Linked DNA regions of Homo sapiens: region 2 is linked to region 1. Evidence: read pairs that join two places in POLR2A ChIA-PET (ENCODE). Cell type or tissue: A673. All regions are shown on one strand. Links, peaks and the distances in the headings refer to the core of each region. The heading gives the core; the rest is flanking DNA.

What was found. ChIA-PET counts read pairs that join two places held together with the same protein. Peaks named below come from ENCODE experiments on the same cell type or tissue, not always from the same donor. Only the 100,000 strongest peaks of a DNase experiment are listed, where the experiment ranks them.
Region 2: POLR2A ChIA-PET joins it to region 1 with 16 read pairs; 2 of 35 experiments call an interaction of 5 or more read pairs at or near these places.

Annotation. Positions count from the first base shown.
Region 1 is chr1:63,318,041-63,327,426 of GRCh38, forward strand. It overlaps FOXD3 (forkhead box D3), which reads left to right and starts at 4,527. Exons shown (of 1, transcript NM_012183.3): 1 at 4,527-7,088. The coding sequence starts at 5,019. The coding sequence ends at 6,455. FOXD3-AS1 (FOXD3 antisense RNA 1) reads right to left here and starts at 6,401. Exons shown (of 3, transcript NR_121637.1): 1 at 6,315-6,401; 2 at 3,327-3,423; 3 at 2,844-3,150. It overlaps MIR6068 (microRNA 6068), which reads right to left and starts at 8,944; the gene lies at 8,885-8,944. RefSeq lists silencers at 4,135-4,444, 4,565-4,644 and enhancers at 4,968-5,657, 8,574-9,386. In A673, for the core only: no CTCF peak of the experiment used is centred there; DNase peaks (open chromatin) are centred at 4,461 and 5,631; H3K4me3 peaks cover 1,975 bases; H3K27ac peaks cover 1,161 bases.
Region 2 is chr1:63,144,731-63,154,116 of GRCh38, forward strand. No RefSeq gene overlaps it. Among named protein-coding and RNA genes, the nearest start is that of LINC01739, 140 kb to the left of the region's middle. In A673, for the core only: CTCF peaks have their summits at 4,504 (motif pointing left) and 4,703; a DNase peak (open chromatin) is centred at 4,511.

The DNA of each region.
Region 1 (9,386 bases), core at 3,209-5,708:
ATGCTGCTGATAACTCCATGCTAATGTGAAATAATTAACATAATAGCCATAATTAAAAGCACGCTAACAATGCCATAAATTTATCACACAATTTTACTAGCTTTCTGCCCCTAACTGCTCTCTCATCGTTAATTAAACGTGTTGCCTTTTACAGAATGGATGTTTATATATTTCCAATATAAATAAATTCGAAACCATCCTCTCTCTCTTCCTCTTTCTCTCCTCCTTTCCTTTTGGTCTCTCGCCATTTACAGGCACGCCTTGGCGTGGACCCTGAGTGGCAGACATCTTGAAAATAAATGAAGTTTTGAGATGCAAATCCAAACAAGAACATTAAAATAGCCTCTTTTTTTCCACCCCGAAAAGATCCGGAGAGGTATACAAGGGGGTAGTGGTGGGTAAGAGAGTTGAAAATCCCCCGCTTTGGGAAATGGAAGTAATCTGGGTGGGTTGGGGCCTTGGGTACCACCTCTGCCCTTTCCCACCTTCCTTGGTGGCGGCCATCCAGACAAAGAGGCCGGTAATAGTTTAACAAATCTATGAAGATTTTCAAGAAGCAGCAGACTTTGATTGTTGCGGGCGCGGGGGTGTTGGGGAGAAAGGAGGGGAATTTTTCTAATAGTCCCACCCACGTTTTGCTCCCTCTTGGACAAAGAGTAACTACTCTTGGTGGGGGACGCGCCCTTCACTCCGCGGAACCTGGTCCCAACTCCCCGTATTGTAAGAAAAGTGCACCCGCGCGCGGGCATGATGATTCTATCTCACATCGCGCCAACGACTTATTCAAGCCACTGGCACTGTCTCTGACTTAAAAGAGGAGAAAAGAGGCATATGGGTTCACTTGGGCCTGGTGAGGGGTAGGTGGGCAATTCCCGCCTTCCGCACTCTAACCGTGCCCCTCCTCCAGTGTTGACCACCTAAGAACCCAAAATGAGCTGTAATTAATTTCCCTTTCTCCATCATAAATTTTTCTATCCATTTCTTCCCCCCCATCCCCCCACTGGACGCACACACTAAATCTCCCCTCCCCTGGAGACGTCTCAATTTCCTTCCTATCGATCCGGACTCCATTCTTCTTGCCTCCTGTTGCTAGAACCTAGATCCCCACTCCCCGCACCCCTCATTCCCACCGCGTCCAGGTGGCTTTCCCAGCGGGGTACCATGTACTCTGCCCGCTCCAGAGGAACCGAAGGGGTTTCATTCCATTCTCCTTTGGTTGAAACATTTCAAACATTTGAGCAGGTGAGGCAGCTGGCTGCCATCTTCCTTTTTAAATCTCTCCTGGGAAGTTCGCTTGTTGAGACTCAAAGAGTCACTCAAACTCATAATTGCGTGTGTGTGTCTACTCATTCTCCCTCTATCTCTCCAATAACCCTTTGAGACTCAGAAACTTTTTATCCACATACACCCTTTATCACATTTTCTTCCCCCCACTACATGTGTCTCACTTTCTCTCTGTATCTGTCTCGCTTCTTCCGTCTCTGTCCTACAGCTTGGCGGTAACTGACGACCTGTGAGCTTTTAGCTGCAAACTGCAACTACGCGGCAAACAATTTATTTAGCCCGACATCTAGCCGGTCTCCGGCAGGACCCTGCACCGCGTCGGGATCGGACCCTTCCGCTGGGGCGGCCTCCTGCGTCAAGGCCAGCAGGAACCTTCCTGTCGCCCTCCCCGGCCGCCGCTTCGCCTCCTTCCCGCCCCCGGAGGTTGTGCAGGCGCTATGGTCCGCCTGGAGGGAGAAAGCCGGCGGCCGGTTCCTGAGCCGAGAGCGGCCGCGGAAAAATCCTCTGCCTCCGCTGGAAATCGATATTAGGCCGGCGCGGGCGCGGGACGTCGGGGCCGCAGCCAGTAGGTTGTGCACGTCTCATCATTTAGCTAATCGAGTCGAAAAGTTTCTGTAAGGGCCGGACCCAGCATCAGATGGTAACACTGATTGAACAAGAGATTAGCACAATAGATCTCTAACCGAGGGGAAGCGTTGCTTTTCACGCTACGCGCCGTAATTAATGGTATGAATCAATTAATTTGACTTTTATTGTGTCGAAGGAAAAAAGCGCAACAAATGGAACCGGCAGCTGGGAGTTGTTCGTCCTCCACCCCCTTCCCCAGGGAGGTTCCAAGGAGACACCGGGGAATGGACGGATCAGGCTGGGCCGTGGCAGAGGGAGGGTAGGAGGCAGCGACCAGCAGCGTGGAGGGAGTCCAGAGAGCTAGCCTCTGCGGACGGCGGAATCGAAATTAGGCTCATTTGGAGACTACTTCGAGACCGGTGAGGGGAGCCCTGTAGCCACCATCCTCCGGCGCGCATCCACACATACTAGTCCACGCGGGCCCAGCCACCAAGGCCGCGGCAGGGCCAGCGCTGCGCCCCGGGCCCCTGCCTTTAGGGCTGGGCAACCCAAGCAGAGCAAAGGAGGTTCCTGAATGTGTAAATTTCCGCTTTTTAGCTTTTTTTTTTTTTTTTTTTGGACCTTCCGACACTTCGGTTGCTGAGGCAGTTGCAGACGCGACCTCTGCAGTCCTGGGCGATGGCCAGCCAGCTCAGCTCGGGTCGGTTTCGCGGAAAGCTGTCTAGACGGCATTGTAAACGGTTCGGAGCCTGCGGGCCACAAAGCTGTGGAGCTACGGAAATCAACTCTGAGATGCGTTTTAGGGCCGTGTGCAACCTCGGGATCATTTAGATAAAGAAAAACTGTGGAGGTTGGCGGGCGTCTCAGGATAGTGTCACCACCCCCTACCCTGCTCCCAGCCTCAGATGAGTAGTGTTATATCCTGGGAAACTGTCTAATGGGGATGAAAGTCAATCTGTGTGTCTCAATGCCTGTAATGAAGCAAGTTTACAGATTTTTAAATTTTTATTTTTATTTTATTGAATTATTTTTGGTGTGTCTAGGCCAAGGAAAGAGGAGATCGTGGGTGGGGAAACAGACTGAGGGAATCAGAAGCACCACTGTCCATCCGGAATTAAATCCACATCCCAGCATCTTCTGCAAATATTTCACTAATTATTTCCTCTCGGAACTCCTCCCCTCGTGCTCCTTCCTCTGGTGAGGCCGGCGCTCCCCTCCCAGGCCGCAGCGGACAGACAGGGATTGGGTTCCGTGTGCCTGCCACACCAGGCAGGCTCTTGCGGCTCCCAACTAGGCGGCCTAAATGAGGGAGGAAAGAGGAGGCGCATCGCTGATTCACCGCGTCAAGAGCACTGACTTTCCTTGGAGGTGTGAGGTCCACGCACCCCAGCCACGCACTTGGGGGTCGGTTTGCGGTGCCTCCCCCTCCAGTCCCAGTGAAATCCCCACAGTTTTTCCTACTATCACTGACTTGCCTTGCACTCCGCGTGCATTGGCCACACATCCTCGCCTCCTCCACCCGCTCCGCCGCCGGTTTTCTTGGAAGTTAAATCTTGGAGGATTTGTCCACACCTTAAGAGAAGAAAATCCACGTTAGCTGGCAGCAACGGAGATCCCAGCATGCTGGCATGCCCAAGTCTGCCCAGGTTCCCCCAAGGCCATGCCCGCCGCCCGGGAAGTCACTGCCCGCACCCCTCACGTTTCTTCAGCCGCCCCTGGGCGCTGCGTCTAACCTGAAGACACCAGGCCTCTTCCCGGATCCACTCGACTTACCCAGGCCGCTGCCAATCCCAGCTCCTTCCCCAGCGCCTCATTTCCGATTTTTTCATATGCTAAGTCGTTTAACAACTCCAAGTAGCCAGTTATGGCTTCTTTATTTATAGGTTCCCTGCTATTTTACGTCGTTTTTATTTCTCTCGGCAACTATTCTAGTAGATTAATCAATAGCCATTTTCTGACCTTCGGGAACCCCAGCTGATGCTTTTTGTGGCCGCACGAAAAAATACATACAGGAAAACACGCCCGCATCAAGCCGGGAAAGAGCAGGTAGGACCTGAGTGGTTTGGTTGGGGGAGGGGGAAAAAGACATCTCAGCAGGTGTCTTCCCCGGAATGAGCACTGAGGCCAGAGGGGAATCTGAAATCTAATTAGCAGGAGGGAGCCGGGTGCGCTGCTCTTACTCTTTAAAGCTAAAAACAATGAAACAAAAAGCAAAACAGAGACTAAGTTTTGCTTTTTAAAACACGATATGGGAACCTCGTTCTAGGTCGCCCAGTCCCTGTCTAAGGAGTGTGACAAAGTGGGGGGGAGAAGGGCGGAAGGGAGAGGGGGCGGGGAAGGCAGGGCAGCGACAGTCGCACAGTCCCGCGGACGCTCCCAGGCCCACGCCCTGACTCGCTCACACCCACCCACACTCACACCCACCCGCTCCCTGGGCCCCAGGGCCCGGATCCAGCCTGGGTGGGGGGGTCTCCGGGCGGGCCGCAGCGCCCTCCGTGCCCCGGGGATGCTGGCGCACAGTGCGGAGCGGAGTTGCGCGTCTCTCGTCCCTTTGTTGACAATTCCCTGAACCAACTTGAGTTTGGCCGGCTCGGCCGCGGCCCTGACGTCACGCACGGTCACGTGGCCCCGCCTCCCGCTGGATCTTTAAGTAGAAAGTAATCTATCAGGCCAGTCCTTAAAACGGGACTTTCGACTACCGGGGCTTCGGCGTCCCTGACACCCAGCCCCCTGCCCCCCCGCTACTGTCCCTGCCCGCGCCCTCCCGAGCTGCTCGGCGCCCGGCGTCCCGCGCCCGCCTGGACCGCTCCTGCGCCCCACGCCAGGGCCAGAGGCCGAGGAAGGCGGGCTAAGTGAGGGGGCGCGGCGTGGAGAACCGCCGGGGCCGGGAGCGGTAGCGAGCGCCTAGTACCGAGCGCCAGGGACGGCAGGAGTTCGCGGAGCGCGGCCGCTGGGGGCGGACGGCAGAGCCCGCGCCACGCGATGCGGGGCCGCCGAGTGTGAGCTGAGCCCAGCGGGCCCCAAGCCACCTGCGGCCCCCTCCCCTCTCCCTGCCCCCCATCTTTCGGGGGCACTCAAACCCTCTTCCCCTGAGCTCCGTGGCAGCCCCCGAACACCCTCATCGCCCGCTGCCCCCTCCCCGCCGCCGCTACCAACCCCGAGGAGGGATGACCCTCTCCGGCGGCGGCAGCGCCAGCGACATGTCCGGCCAGACGGTGCTGACGGCCGAGGACGTGGACATCGATGTGGTGGGCGAGGGCGACGACGGGCTGGAAGAGAAGGACAGCGACGCAGGTTGCGATAGCCCCGCGGGGCCGCCGGAGCTGCGCCTGGACGAGGCGGACGAGGTGCCCCCGGCGGCACCCCATCACGGACAGCCTCAGCCGCCCCACCAGCAGCCCCTGACATTGCCCAAGGAGGCGGCCGGAGCCGGGGCCGGACCGGGGGGCGACGTGGGCGCGCCGGAGGCGGACGGCTGCAAGGGCGGTGTTGGCGGCGAGGAGGGCGGCGCGAGCGGCGGCGGGCCTGGCGCGGGCAGCGGTTCGGCGGGAGGCCTGGCCCCGAGCAAGCCCAAGAACAGCCTAGTGAAGCCGCCTTACTCGTACATCGCGCTCATCACCATGGCCATCCTGCAGAGCCCGCAGAAGAAGCTGACCCTGAGCGGCATCTGCGAGTTCATCAGCAACCGCTTCCCCTACTACAGGGAGAAGTTCCCCGCCTGGCAGAACAGCATCCGCCACAACCTCTCACTCAACGACTGCTTCGTCAAGATCCCCCGCGAGCCGGGCAACCCGGGCAAGGGCAACTACTGGACCCTGGACCCGCAGTCCGAGGACATGTTCGACAACGGCAGCTTCCTGCGGCGCCGGAAACGCTTCAAGCGCCACCAGCAGGAGCACCTGCGCGAGCAGACGGCGCTCATGATGCAGAGCTTCGGCGCTTACAGCCTGGCGGCGGCGGCCGGCGCCGCGGGACCCTACGGCCGCCCCTACGGCCTGCACCCTGCGGCGGCGGCCGGTGCCTATTCGCACCCGGCAGCGGCGGCGGCCGCGGCTGCTGCGGCGGCGCTCCAGTACCCGTACGCGCTGCCGCCGGTGGCACCGGTGCTGCCTCCCGCTGTGCCGCTGCTGCCCTCGGGCGAGCTGGGCCGCAAAGCGGCCGCCTTCGGCTCACAGCTCGGCCCGGGCCTGCAGCTGCAGCTCAATAGCCTGGGCGCCGCCGCGGCCGCTGCGGGCACAGCGGGCGCCGCGGGCACCACCGCGTCGCTCATCAAGTCCGAGCCAAGCGCGCGGCCGTCGTTCAGCATCGAGAACATCATAGGTGGGGGCCCCGCGGCTCCTGGGGGCTCGGCGGTGGGCGCTGGGGTCGCCGGCGGCACTGGGGGTTCAGGGGGCGGCAGCACGGCGCAGTCGTTTCTGCGGCCACCCGGGACCGTGCAGTCGGCAGCGCTCATGGCCACCCACCAACCGCTGTCGCTGAGCCGGACGACTGCCACCATCGCGCCCATTCTTAGCGTGCCACTCTCCGGACAGTTTCTGCAGCCCGCAGCCTCGGCCGCCGCCGCTGCTGCGGCCGCCGCTCAAGCCAAATGGCCGGCGCAATAGGGACGCGCCAATGGCCGGGACCCAGGGTCCGGCGGCGGCCTCGAGCAACAAATGCACCTCCAGGCTGCGCGCCCTGTCCCAAGCCCGGTCCCGGTCCCGCTGCCCAATCCTGGACTCTGCCTCTCCCCAATTTCCTTTCCCCTGAGCCCCCAACGCCTACCTTCCGCGGCCTCCATCCCCTCGCGCACACCTAAGCTGGTCGAGCAAACTCACCGCGCGCCCGCCGGGGATAGCTTTCCATACAGGTAAAACCGAAAACCGAATTTTCCAAAAATGCACCCCGACGGCGCCTGCTCTTAGTACCGTGGGGATGGGAGGGAAATTCTTTGTATATATTTGTAAAAAAATTATTGACTTTCCTTTTGGGGTTTTTATTTTTTTAAGAAAAAACAAATTCCGTAGATTTAGAGCTCTGAACTTTCATTTTTTTTGAAGGTTCACTCTCCGAAGTTTTATCTGAGAAAAGAATGTATAGAGACGTTGGGAGATTTTAAATATAAAAAATTTTCAAAAAGGCAAAAAGTGTCATTCTATTATAAAAGTCTGTTTATATATGAATGAATATATATGGTATTCTAAATGTTATTCCATCGTGTTGTACACAACTTTGTAAATAAATTTTTAAAATGCCCAGCCTAGTGTTTTATTTAGTTGTCTGAAGTAAATGGCAAGATTTTTAAATGGTATTTATTTGCCTTTTCTCCTCCCCAGAAAATCAAGGAATTTCAAGTAATGGCCTTTTCAAACTTTTTAAATTCATAATTTGAGTGTAAGAAAATTTTAATTGGAGAAAGGAAATAGTATGCCTAATTTAAATTGTGTTACTATTTTTCTTTTAGTTTTCACATAAAATCAGGATGTGAGTGATATCATTCATATCAACCCATTAAATCTAAATGACCAGACATTTCTGTAGATAAAGTAAGCTGTCATTTAAAAAAAGAAACCGAAACAACAGCAGTCTTTAAATTTTTTTAAAAAATGACTAGACTTGTATCTTCCACAATGAAAACTTCCCAAATGAGAGAGTTCTTGGTCATTTCAATTATCCTTTGAAAAGTAAGTAAATTCCAAACATCCCTCTTTTTAACATTTAAATCTTAGATTTTTGAAATTATTTCTTTTCATTCCTTAAGTGGAAGTGGTAAATAGACCCAGCTGGTTTTAAAATTTATGTTAAGGCACTTTACATTTTGCAGTGGGATTTTATTTATGTTCATCTGATAGATAATACATAGTTTTGTTTTCATAATATTTTCAAATAAGATATCTCATTTATATGGCAATAATCAATCCACAACATAATTGGATTTCTGAAGGGGTCCTATAGATGCTTCCTCTCCCTCCAACCCAAAGCCTTTCTGAAGGCCAAGGAATGGTGGCCTTAATACCCTTTTAAAAACAGCTGAACATCACCTCTCTCCCCTTTTTTTTCTTTACCTTAGGCTAGGTTAGTGTGAAATGCGACATCATAGGGCAGGAATGGGGAAGGTCCTTGTAGATTATTTTTAATTTGCATTTCAGCTGTTAAAAACTTTTAAAAGAAAGTATGAAGGTAGAAATGAAACATCTTGATGTGGAAGGCTGGTTCTCACCACCATCAGCATATCCTCAAAAGGCATCAATTCTAATTATTTTGTAATTAATTTAGCTGTTACAATTACTTGTGCGAAATCGCTTTTAAAAACTGGAGCGAGTAGCAGTGCTGTCGGCTCGGCCCTGCGCGCGTCCTTTTGGTTAATCCCGGCCAGTCCCCGGTGTTGTCGTCCACTTTGCCTCCCTGGTGGTGGAGATGCCTCCCCGTCTCGGATCCCACCTCATTTCTCCGCTGTCGACGTGGGCTGGGGGTCGCTTTGAAAGACACTTCCTTGCAAATACCCAATCTGTTTTCCTGGTAAACGGTAAACATTATTGTGTCTTGAGTAAACATTCCTTCGGGATCAGGGTCCTAAAATAAAACAAGCTGCCGGGGGTGAGATAGTTTAACTTGATAAACAAGAACCTGATAACCACCGCCGAGAGAGGAGCAATGGTAACCTTCACCGAGAGGAGATTATGGACCACACGGTCTCCGGGCGGGTCCCTTCTAATCTCCTTTTACAAGGAAAACTAAACGGATCTAATTTTGTTTGTGTGTTGCAGCTATAAAAGTAACAAGTTGTTTCACAGTTGTGTCTGGCTAATCGGTTTTTACACAAACAGCAAATGGTACATGATTTGTGCAAACACATAGAGAGGTTATTTCTAAATTTAGCTGACAGCCCCTGGGAAAAGGGAAAGGCAGGGCTTCTTGAATTCACTTTTAGCCTCAAGAAGCTGCTGATCCAAGGCTTCTAAATGACATTGGATAACAGGGGCCTCATTCCATCCCTGATCCTTTGTTACTTATAAAATTACTCGCTCATATTTCCGCGCATAGCAGCAATACCGGCCGAGCCTGCGCCAGCAGCGTGACACTCAGCCACAAGCCACCGCCGGAGACTCGCAGGGCTTTTTCCAGCGCTACATTCATTAGGCGGCGGGGTGAACGGGAGAGACCTGCCGGCAACTTTCCTTCCAGCCAGTTCTTACCCTTGAACGACGGCCTAAAGATGGTCCCCTTCCTTTATGTCGTGGAAGGCAGGAAACTCTCGGACCCAGACCCTCAAGCTGCCAGCGGTTGTTTAAAGTCCTGGCAGATGTCAGGAAGATGGGCCCGGCCGTCGCACCCTCAAAAGCTCTTTTTCGTTTAAGCTTTTTAAACCTCGAAGATTTAGCACAAAATGGGAAATGCAAATATCATAGACAATGATCGCAAGCACTTAGTGGTGGGGCTGGGGGAAGCCTGAAACCCTTGTTTGATGTTATGGAACGCAGGCACCTGCGACAAACGGCACTGGAAACAGCTCTCTCGTTGAGATTTAAAGTCAACACTACTGATATCCACTTTTT
Region 2 (9,386 bases), core at 3,246-5,745, 170 kb before region 1:
CCTCCCCAGCCATGCAGAACTGTGAGTCAATTAAACCTCTTTTCTTTATAATACCCAGTATCAGGTATTTCTTCATAGCAACATGAGAACAAACTAATACAGTGTGGTAGCACATGCCTGTGGTTCCAGCTCCTCAGGAGGCTGAGGTGGGAGAATCACCTGAGCCTAGGAAGTCAAGGCTGCAGTGAGCCATGATTGTGCCACTGCACTCCAGCCTGGGTGATGAGAATGAGGCCCTGTCTCAAAAAAAAAAAAAAAAAAAAAAGAAGAAGAAGTAAAGATTCCTTCATTCAAATGCATCTGAATGGAGCTTAAAGTAAAAATGAGGGCTGGCCGCGGTGGCTCACACCTGTAATCCCGGCACTTTGGGAGGCTGAGGTGGGCAGATCATGATGTCAGGAGTTTGAGACCAGCCTGACCAACATAGTGAAACCCCGTCTCTACTAAAAATACAAAAATTAGCCGGGTGTGGTGGCTCAAGCCCGTAGGCCCAGCTACTTGGGAGGCTGAGGCAGGAGAGTCGCTTGAACCCAGGAGGCAGAGGTTGCAGTGAGCTGAGCTTGTGCCACTGCTCTCCAGCCTGGTGACAGAGCGACACTCCCTCTTAAAAAAAAAAAAAAAAAAAAGATATCTTTTTTTTTTTTTGAGACGGAGTCTCACTCTGTCACCAAGTTGGAGTGCAGTGGCATGATCTCGGCTCACTGCAATCTCCACCTTTTGGGTTCAAGTATCCTCCTGCCTCAACCTCCCAAGCAGCTGGGGTTACGGGTGTCTGCCACCACGCCTGGCTAATTTTTATATTTTTAGTAGAGACGGGGTTTCACCATGTTGGTCAGGCTGTTCTCAAACTCCTGACATCATGATCTGCCCACCTCAGCCTCCCAAAGTGCTGGGATTACAGGTGTGAGCCACTGCGCCCAGCAAAAATGAGATCCTTTAAGAAGCATACCATGATCTCCCTATTTAAGACTGCAAACCATGCTCTGTAGACCTCCCAAACTCCTTTACTCAGCTTTATGCTTTATTTTTTCCACAAAACATATCACCTTCTAACATACTATTAGTTTATGTATGACTTCTACATGCATATAATTTTAGTTAAAATTTATTTATTATGACTATTATTTATTATTTGCTCTTCTCACTAGGATGTCAGCATCATCACTAGAGTAGGTATTTTTGTCGTTATCAATCACTCACCATGAACAATGCTCGCCATATGCCAGGTGCTTGATAAATATTAGTTGAACTGAATGGAGGGAATTCTTAGTGTCTAGATTTTCCTTAACACATATTAAACAAAATATATTTGTTTTAGATACCAAAGATGACAAGTTCATTCGTTGTTTGAGATGGGATGTTGTGTAATCCAAATTTTCTTCTGGGCTTCCCTACTTGTCAGCTAGTAAGACTTCCTCCCACCCTTAGGCTGGTTTCTCAATTATTAATATAAAAAGGGTCATGGTCCTTGTCCCTCCATCAGCAGCAAGGAGTCAAGAATTTGTCCTAGTCCTGAAGGAGACCAGCCCTTTTATAATTTTCTAATGGGAAAAAGAAATAGAAGCGGCTTATTCATCTCAGAAATTCTGCAAAAAGGACTGGAAACCTGGGGATTCAACTGGCTCGATTTGCAAAAATGTGCAGAGGTGATATTTATTAAGCACTTGACACTCCAGAGAGAACACTGCTGTACAAATATGTCATGCCGCTTTGAACACAAGCAAAGCAGGAATCAGATTCTATCTCCTTGCTGTATCCCAAGCCAAGGTGACTGTTGTAGCTTCATCTCAATGTATTTATATCTCATCACCAACACTGATCACCAAGGGAGCCAGCCCTAAGCTGAGCTGTAAAGATTGTATAGGGAGTATTGCTCAGACGCACTGTACACCATGCCTGACTTATACCAATGAGTTTCAAGGCTCATGCTTTCCAGATGAGCATCATACTCTGTGATGAATAGTAAGAACAAGAATTCAGATTGCAATGAAGACAAAAAAAAAAAAAAGTAAAGAAATGCTAAAATTATTGAATGAGACTCTCATGTGGGAAGCTGTCCTCTCTTCTCCATCTCCAATGCAAAGGCCACAATTCATTCTTATCATCTCTTACCTGAATTACTATAGCAGCCTCATCGCTGTGCTCTCTACCTATAATTGATCCTGTATATTGCAGACATAAGAACCTTTCTAAAATGCCTACCTGAACTCATGGCCCTCTTCAGTGGCTTCCCAGCTATCCCAGGAAAACTCCACAGCATGACCCATAAGTTTCTCCATGACCTGACCCCTGCCCATCTCTCCAGGCTCATCACCTTCCACTCCTCCACACACACCCTATGCTCTAGCTATACTGAAGTAGTTGCCCTAATGTACTCAGTACTTTCATGTTTCTCCGACTTTGCATGTGCTGTTCCCTCTGCCTAAATATTTTTCCTGTACTTTTGCCTACTCAACTCATTCATCATTTGAGATGTGTCTCCACTAGATAGTTTCCCTTGATATAATCCTATCCTAGTCTGAATTAGACAAATCTTTCACGCCACAAATATTATTGCATACTTACTAGAGAAATAACAATGTGGCAGTTCTTTAAAAATAATGGCTATAGATTCATTGCCAATCCTCCCATTGAGAGGCAGGGTCCATGTCTCTGAAATCTGTGTAGGCTTGAGGCATGGACATGATGCTATGTGACTTCCATGGTGAGATCTTAAAAGGTCCTGCTGCTTCCACCTAATTTCTTGACATATTCACTTTGGGATGATCCATTTAGGGACACTTTCTCTCAGAACCAACTTCCATGCTATGAGAAGCCCAAGTCACATGGAGAGGCCACACGTAGGGGCCTCTGGTCTTCAGTCCCAGTGAGCCTACCCTCTGAGTCCTCTCTGACCAGGGGCCAGAAAATTGAGTGAATATGCTCACAAACTATTCCAGCCGTCAGTCATTCAATTTTTTCCATCCGGGACCCCCAAGACATCATCTGAAGCAGGGATAAGACATTTCTTCTAGTGTAGCAAAATTCTAAGATTGTCCCCAGAATTTACCCCCCATTCATATCCTGTGTAATTCCTTCTCTTTTGAGTGGGGGGTGGGAGGATGATAACTATGATAAGATATCACTCCCATGCTTAGGTTATGCTGTATGGCAAGGTGAAGGGATTTTGCAAATATCATTAAGGCTCAAATCAGATGGTTTGGGTTGACAAATAGGAAGATTATTTTGGGTGGGCCTGGCTTAATCAGGTGAAAGTCCTTAAAAGAGGTACTGGCCCTTCCTGAGGAGAGAGATTCTTTTGCCAGCCATGGAGGCTGCCATGTTGTGCAAGGGCCACATGGCAATGAACTACTGGCAATCTCTGGAAGCTGAGAGGGGCCCCTGCTTACAGCTGGCAAGAAATTACGGACCTCAGTCCTACAACCTAAAGGGCCTGAATTCCGCCAACAACGATGTGAGCTTGAAAAAGGTCCTCAGCTCCAGCAAGAAATGCAGCTTGGCTAACACCCTGATTGCAACATTGTGAGACCCTGAGCAGAGAAGTCAGTTAAACTGTGCCCAGACCCTTGACCAACTGAGATATTAGATATATGATATTTTACACTGCTAAATGTGTGGCAATTTATTACATAGCAATAGAAAAGTGATATACCTATTGGGCCCTGTCTGAATTCCTAATCCACAAAATCTGTGTGCATAATGAAATAGTTATTTTATGCCACAAAATTTAGGGTTGTTTATGTGGCAACTCAATAGATAACTGAAATAAGCAGTTATTGAAAAAGACAAAAGTCCCGTCCTCATTGCATTATTACCCCTTGTGAGGGGGAGAAAGACAATAAAATAATAAGTAAAATATGGAGCATGTAAAATAGGGACAAGTGCTAGGAGATGAATGAAGCAGAAAAGAGGGGTGATGATTTCTGGGGGTGGTTTCACTTTTCGACTGAAATGTTCAGTCTAGATATTCAAAATACTTAACTACAGGTGGCAAAGAACCCCAACCAGGCAGAACAGATGCTGACCATGGTACTAAAACAGGCCCCAGAGGTCCCCCACTATGCTAGGCATTCATTGCTTAGTGTGAGGATCATGTATTTATATGTATGTCCCTCAATGCAATAGGAATAAAAAGTCCTGGTATGTAGCATCACACCTCATTCATTAATTAATTTAACTATGGGCTAATCCAATGTTAATTGAATGCCTGTTGCATTAGGCCAGGCAGAGATGTGGAACTCCATGAGCACATCCTACTGAGCTCTAAGGTTTTATTGTGCAGCTGAGGAAGTGATACATACATGAAGAGTACTAACCTGCAGCAGTGCTAAGTTTCATGTATACTATTCTATTTCTCTGTCTCACCTACTATACAGTGGCTCCAGGAATAGGAAAGAGAGAGAAGCTGAGATATCAGAAATGCTTCTGGAGGTGTTGGAAATGGAGCTGAATCTTGAAGGATGGATATTTCCATTGGGGACCTTATTCGTCTTTGATTGCCCCCTAGTGCCCAGCACAGGGAATGTAAATGTGAGGAATGTGTGCCACTACTAGCCCCAGCAGCAGACACAACTAACTGATGATGGCTCTGTTGCCAGCTTAGCCCAGACTCAGCCTGAGAGTCCTTCTCAATACATGTAGCCACTACTAAAGGATCAGAGATGACACAGGAAATAAAACCTGAAAGTCGTTTCTGGGAGCTCCCTGCCTTGGGTGGGGTAGTTGCTAGTATTAATCAACAGTACACCTGGGGGGAAAAAATCTCTAGAAGCAAAAGCTACTCTGGTGAGAAAGAGGATAGTCTAGGAGGAAAGTTTTGTACCGTGTGGAAGCTCAGGTTTATCCCTTCACCCATAAGCCTCCTTCATTCACAGAAAGGCAGTCTTGGTTTGTGGTTTGAAGTCAGACTGAATGAGGTCCAAATCCTGATTTTTTTTCGTTTATAATACATATGATCTGAAGTAAGTTAATTCATCTTTTTAAATCTCAGTTTTCTCATTTATAAAATGGGAATAATAATACCTATCTTGTATGGTTGTCCTAAGAATGTTTAAATCAAATAATGTATAACATATATAAATGTTTTTCTACAAATTTAGGCATACAATAAATGGCATAATATTTTATTAAAATAAATCCAGCTTCAGGCTGGAAAGAAATTCAACTTTGTCATTATAGGGACTCCACTTCACACCCCCATCTCCATAAGGGCACAGAATCGCAGTAACTTGCCCTTCACAAGGACGAACCCCACAATCACAGTAACTTTCCCTTCACAAGGACAAGCAGAGAACTTTTCTTCTGTCACTTTTCAGCCCTATCTCACAGCTTGAGGACAGCGAAAGCCCAATAGCCACCAACTTAGAAGCAGGACCAGAAAAAATACAGTGGAAATTAAAACTAAACTAATATCTCAACGAACTGTCTTGCTACACTAAAAAGCCTCTAACATACTCCTTGACACATGGCATATGCCAATTATTTTTTCAGTTATTAAAATATACTTACAAGTCTCTATCATTTGCCAGGCACTATTTTTGAACAGAGGGTTTCTCAACATCAGAACTGTTGACATTTTGAACTCCATTCTTTATTGCTGGGGATGGGGAGGGATCCTGTCCTGTGGACTGTCAGATGTTTAGCAGCATCCTCGGCCTCTACCTACTAACGGCCAGTAGCAAGTCCCACCCCAGTCTTAGCAACCAAAAATGTCTCCAGACCTTACCAAATGTTGCCTAGGGAAAAACTGCCCCTGGTTTAGAACCCCTGAATGAAATAAATGAAAGAAAATTCCTACCTTTATGGACTTTACATTCTAGTGGGGGAGATAGACTATAAATAAATGTAACAATTTCAGTATGGAGGGATGGAGGGGACTGATAGTTCCTTTCCCCTCTGCTTCTCTGGGTAAATAAGAGCCAAGAACCATTCTGAAGACAGAAGCACAGGCATCAGTCCCTGATGAGAAGGAATTTCACTGGTAAGCAAAAATCAGACAAATGGAAATTGAATTATCTGAAATAACATTAGAAAGAAAAAGGATAATCATTTACATAACCATATTGAAGTATCAGTATTCTTCTCTTTTGGACATATTTCTGTGCATGAAAAGATAACCTCAGGATATCCACACACTAAAGGGATAAATTTCTCCTCCCTTCTCTCCAGCTTTGGGCTATTATTTTGAACACTTAGGGAAGAATTTAAAGAGTGCCCCCATTCAATGAAGCTTTACATTATGAAATAAGGCAGGAGCACATAAGAATAAAGAGTTATTTGGAAAATCGCTGAAATTATTTTTATCACAATGTCACTTAAATGCAATAAAATTTAGTTTTAAACAACTAGATTTAAAAATCCCTTTATGTACATAGCTTTTGTACAATTTATAAAACCAGAGCAAATTTATAAATTAAATATAAGCAAACCACATAGCTAATGAAGTTCAAGTTATATAGTGGCAGTAGTTTTGCTAAAACTAGCTTGCCATTTGAAACATGTCCAGGTTTTGTGTAGCATACCAGTAGCCCTCAATGCTATGAGATGACTCGGCTCTCCCACCTGTTTTTCTCTTAGAATTGCAATGAAACCTTTGCCCTTAGATGTGCGGTAATATAATTTGACCTTCCTATAGTGTCAACACATCATTTTCTTATTAGGTCTGCTTCTTCCATTCCTTCCTCATTAGCCCACTAAAGTCATCTAATTTAAACACAAATGCCTTCACAGAGAGGTACCACAGAGCAATATTAGGTTATAAGGTGGTAATTTGAGTGTTCAGAATATGCTTCTACTGCCGTTTTTCTCTTCCTTTGTAGGATTATCATTAAAATGGAAGCCCTAAATTTAAAAGCTCTTCTAGAAAACTCTAGGACCCCTATTAATACATCCATGAAACCCTAGACCCTAATTTGAAAGGTACTGGTATAATGGCTAAAGGCATCAGAATCAGAATATCTATGACTCAAAATTCTGGCTCCATCACTTATAAGCCATGTGATTTTGAGTGATAAATATACAATATCTCCTATGATTGCTGCATAAAACACTTTAAACAGTGCCCAGCACTTACCACATGCTCAATAAGTGTTAGCTATTTTGACTAGTGGCTATTACTAAGGAACCACGTGTCACCCCAGATTGGCTCCCACTGAAATTTACAACTGAACAAAACAGTCCTGGAGCAAAACTGTGAAGTTGTTTGTCTCTGCTTCCCTTCCCCTGCCTTCTCAATGCCCCTCTCACCCCTTAGATTTCTAAACATACCACCACCTGAGACACCAGTCTAACTCCCAGTTAACCATCAGCTCATCCTTCTGCCTCTCTTCATCCCACCTCTATTTCCTTCCAAAATAGGGTAGAATGGTTATTGGTAGACTTTCAAAAATCATTTATTGAGCAACTACTATGTGCTAGGCACTTTGAATACTAACTTTATTTAATCCTCTCAATAAGTCAGCAAAGTAGGCATTGCTGATCCTCAACTGCAGAAACCACTGCATCTCTAATGTCAGGCACAATCTCTTGGAAACAAGAAAATCTCAATCAGTGTTCATTGAATGAAAGAATGTCACCTTGCCTGAGGTAATAGAGCTAGTAACTAGAAAAGATGGGCTTCAACCCCAAAATGGATTCCATGGTTTTTAATGCTCTTTCCTCTGCACCAGAGGTCAATACACTTTCCGTAAAGAGCTAGATAGTAAACATGTAGGCTTTGGGTGCCATATGGACTCTGTTACAACTGCTCAACTCTGCTACCTTAGCACAAAGCAGCCACAGACAATACGTAAACTAATGAATGTGACTGTGTTCCCATACAACCTTACGTATGAATACTAAAATCTGAATTTCACATGATGTTCACATCATGAAATATTACTCCTTTTGATTTTTTCCCAACTATTTAAAAGTGTAAAAACCATTCTTACCTCATGAGCTGTACAAACACAGTTGACTGGATTTGCCCTCGGGTCATAGTTTGTCAACCCCAGCTCTATATCAGGTTGCCTTCCAAGCTCCCAACTCTCATAAGTCCTCCCCTTGACCAGGTGGAATGAATGGAACTCGCAGTTAAATGGGATCAAATCTTTCAACTGTTTCTGGAGCTGTGCCATGCAGGCAATGGGTCACCTCCCAGAAAGCCTTCCCCACATATGGGAACCCGTGAATTCTCCTCAGTGCCCAGTATACACAGTGTCTTTTCTTTAACCAGACCTCTGCAAACCAAATAAGTTCTGGCTTATTGCAGGATTAAATAAGGTGCAAAATAATAAAGTTGGTCTGTTCCAAGAGGGCAATTATCTAATCTGTTAATGAAAGAGCAGTCACATATCATAGCAAAATTTCATCTGGAATATTCATTACAGGCAAAATTAAGATAAGTGAAACTTGCTTTATCCCCTTATTAAGTCAGACAAATGACTACATATATTTTCCAGATAAGAGACTGTTTAGAAGAAAGAACCTCTATATTTTACTAATGTAGTTTCCATTTTCTTTTGACCAAGGAAATTCAGAACTTGCCTTGCTGTAAATCACAGTAGCTCTAGTTGTTTTTTCGCTCTCCAAATGAGACATTGCCTGACATCTAACATGTGGCAACATCTGAGAAAAGTTTCCACAAATTGGTAAAATTCTTTCTACATGAATATGTAATGTAATCATCTTGTTAAATAAGAATAGATAATTTCCCCCAAAATGAATGCAATAAAGGGGCATAGAAAGAATAAATAATTCTAATACTGTTCTTTAATTCTGCTTGCAATTTTCCAAATTCCAGACTGATGGCAACATAGTGGGCCTATTCTACTAGACACTCTTTCAAATGTTCATGCTCGTTAGGGAAATCTACAGGGACAGTAGTTCTAAAAAGCCCCAAAATGCAGTAAATTTGCATCATCTTATAGCAAAAGAAAAGGTCATTATTTTGTCATACTTTTCTATATTTGTCTCTATTATCTATGCTTGTATTCAACAAACATTTATTGAGCACCAACTATGGGGCCAGGCATTGTGCTAGATGCAATAAGGGGTCCTATAAAAATATCATCATTGTCCTTCAGGAATCACAGTTTAATTGGAGAAGAGATGATAATAATGATGAGATTGATTATGTTAAGCACATAATTATTGATTATGTGTCTGGCGTTGTGCTAAACGATCTTACATAATCTGATTTAATGTCCCCCATCCCAAGAACATATAAGATAGATGTTATTATTATCCCCATTTTACAGAGAAAGAAACTGAGGTTTAGATAGGCTTACTCACTAGCCCATGATTGTATAGTTGATAAAGAGGTGGATCTGAGATATGAACCCAAGAAGACTGGCTCTAGAACTTGCTGTACTGGAAGTTGTACGTAAGTAACCATAATGCAATGCTGA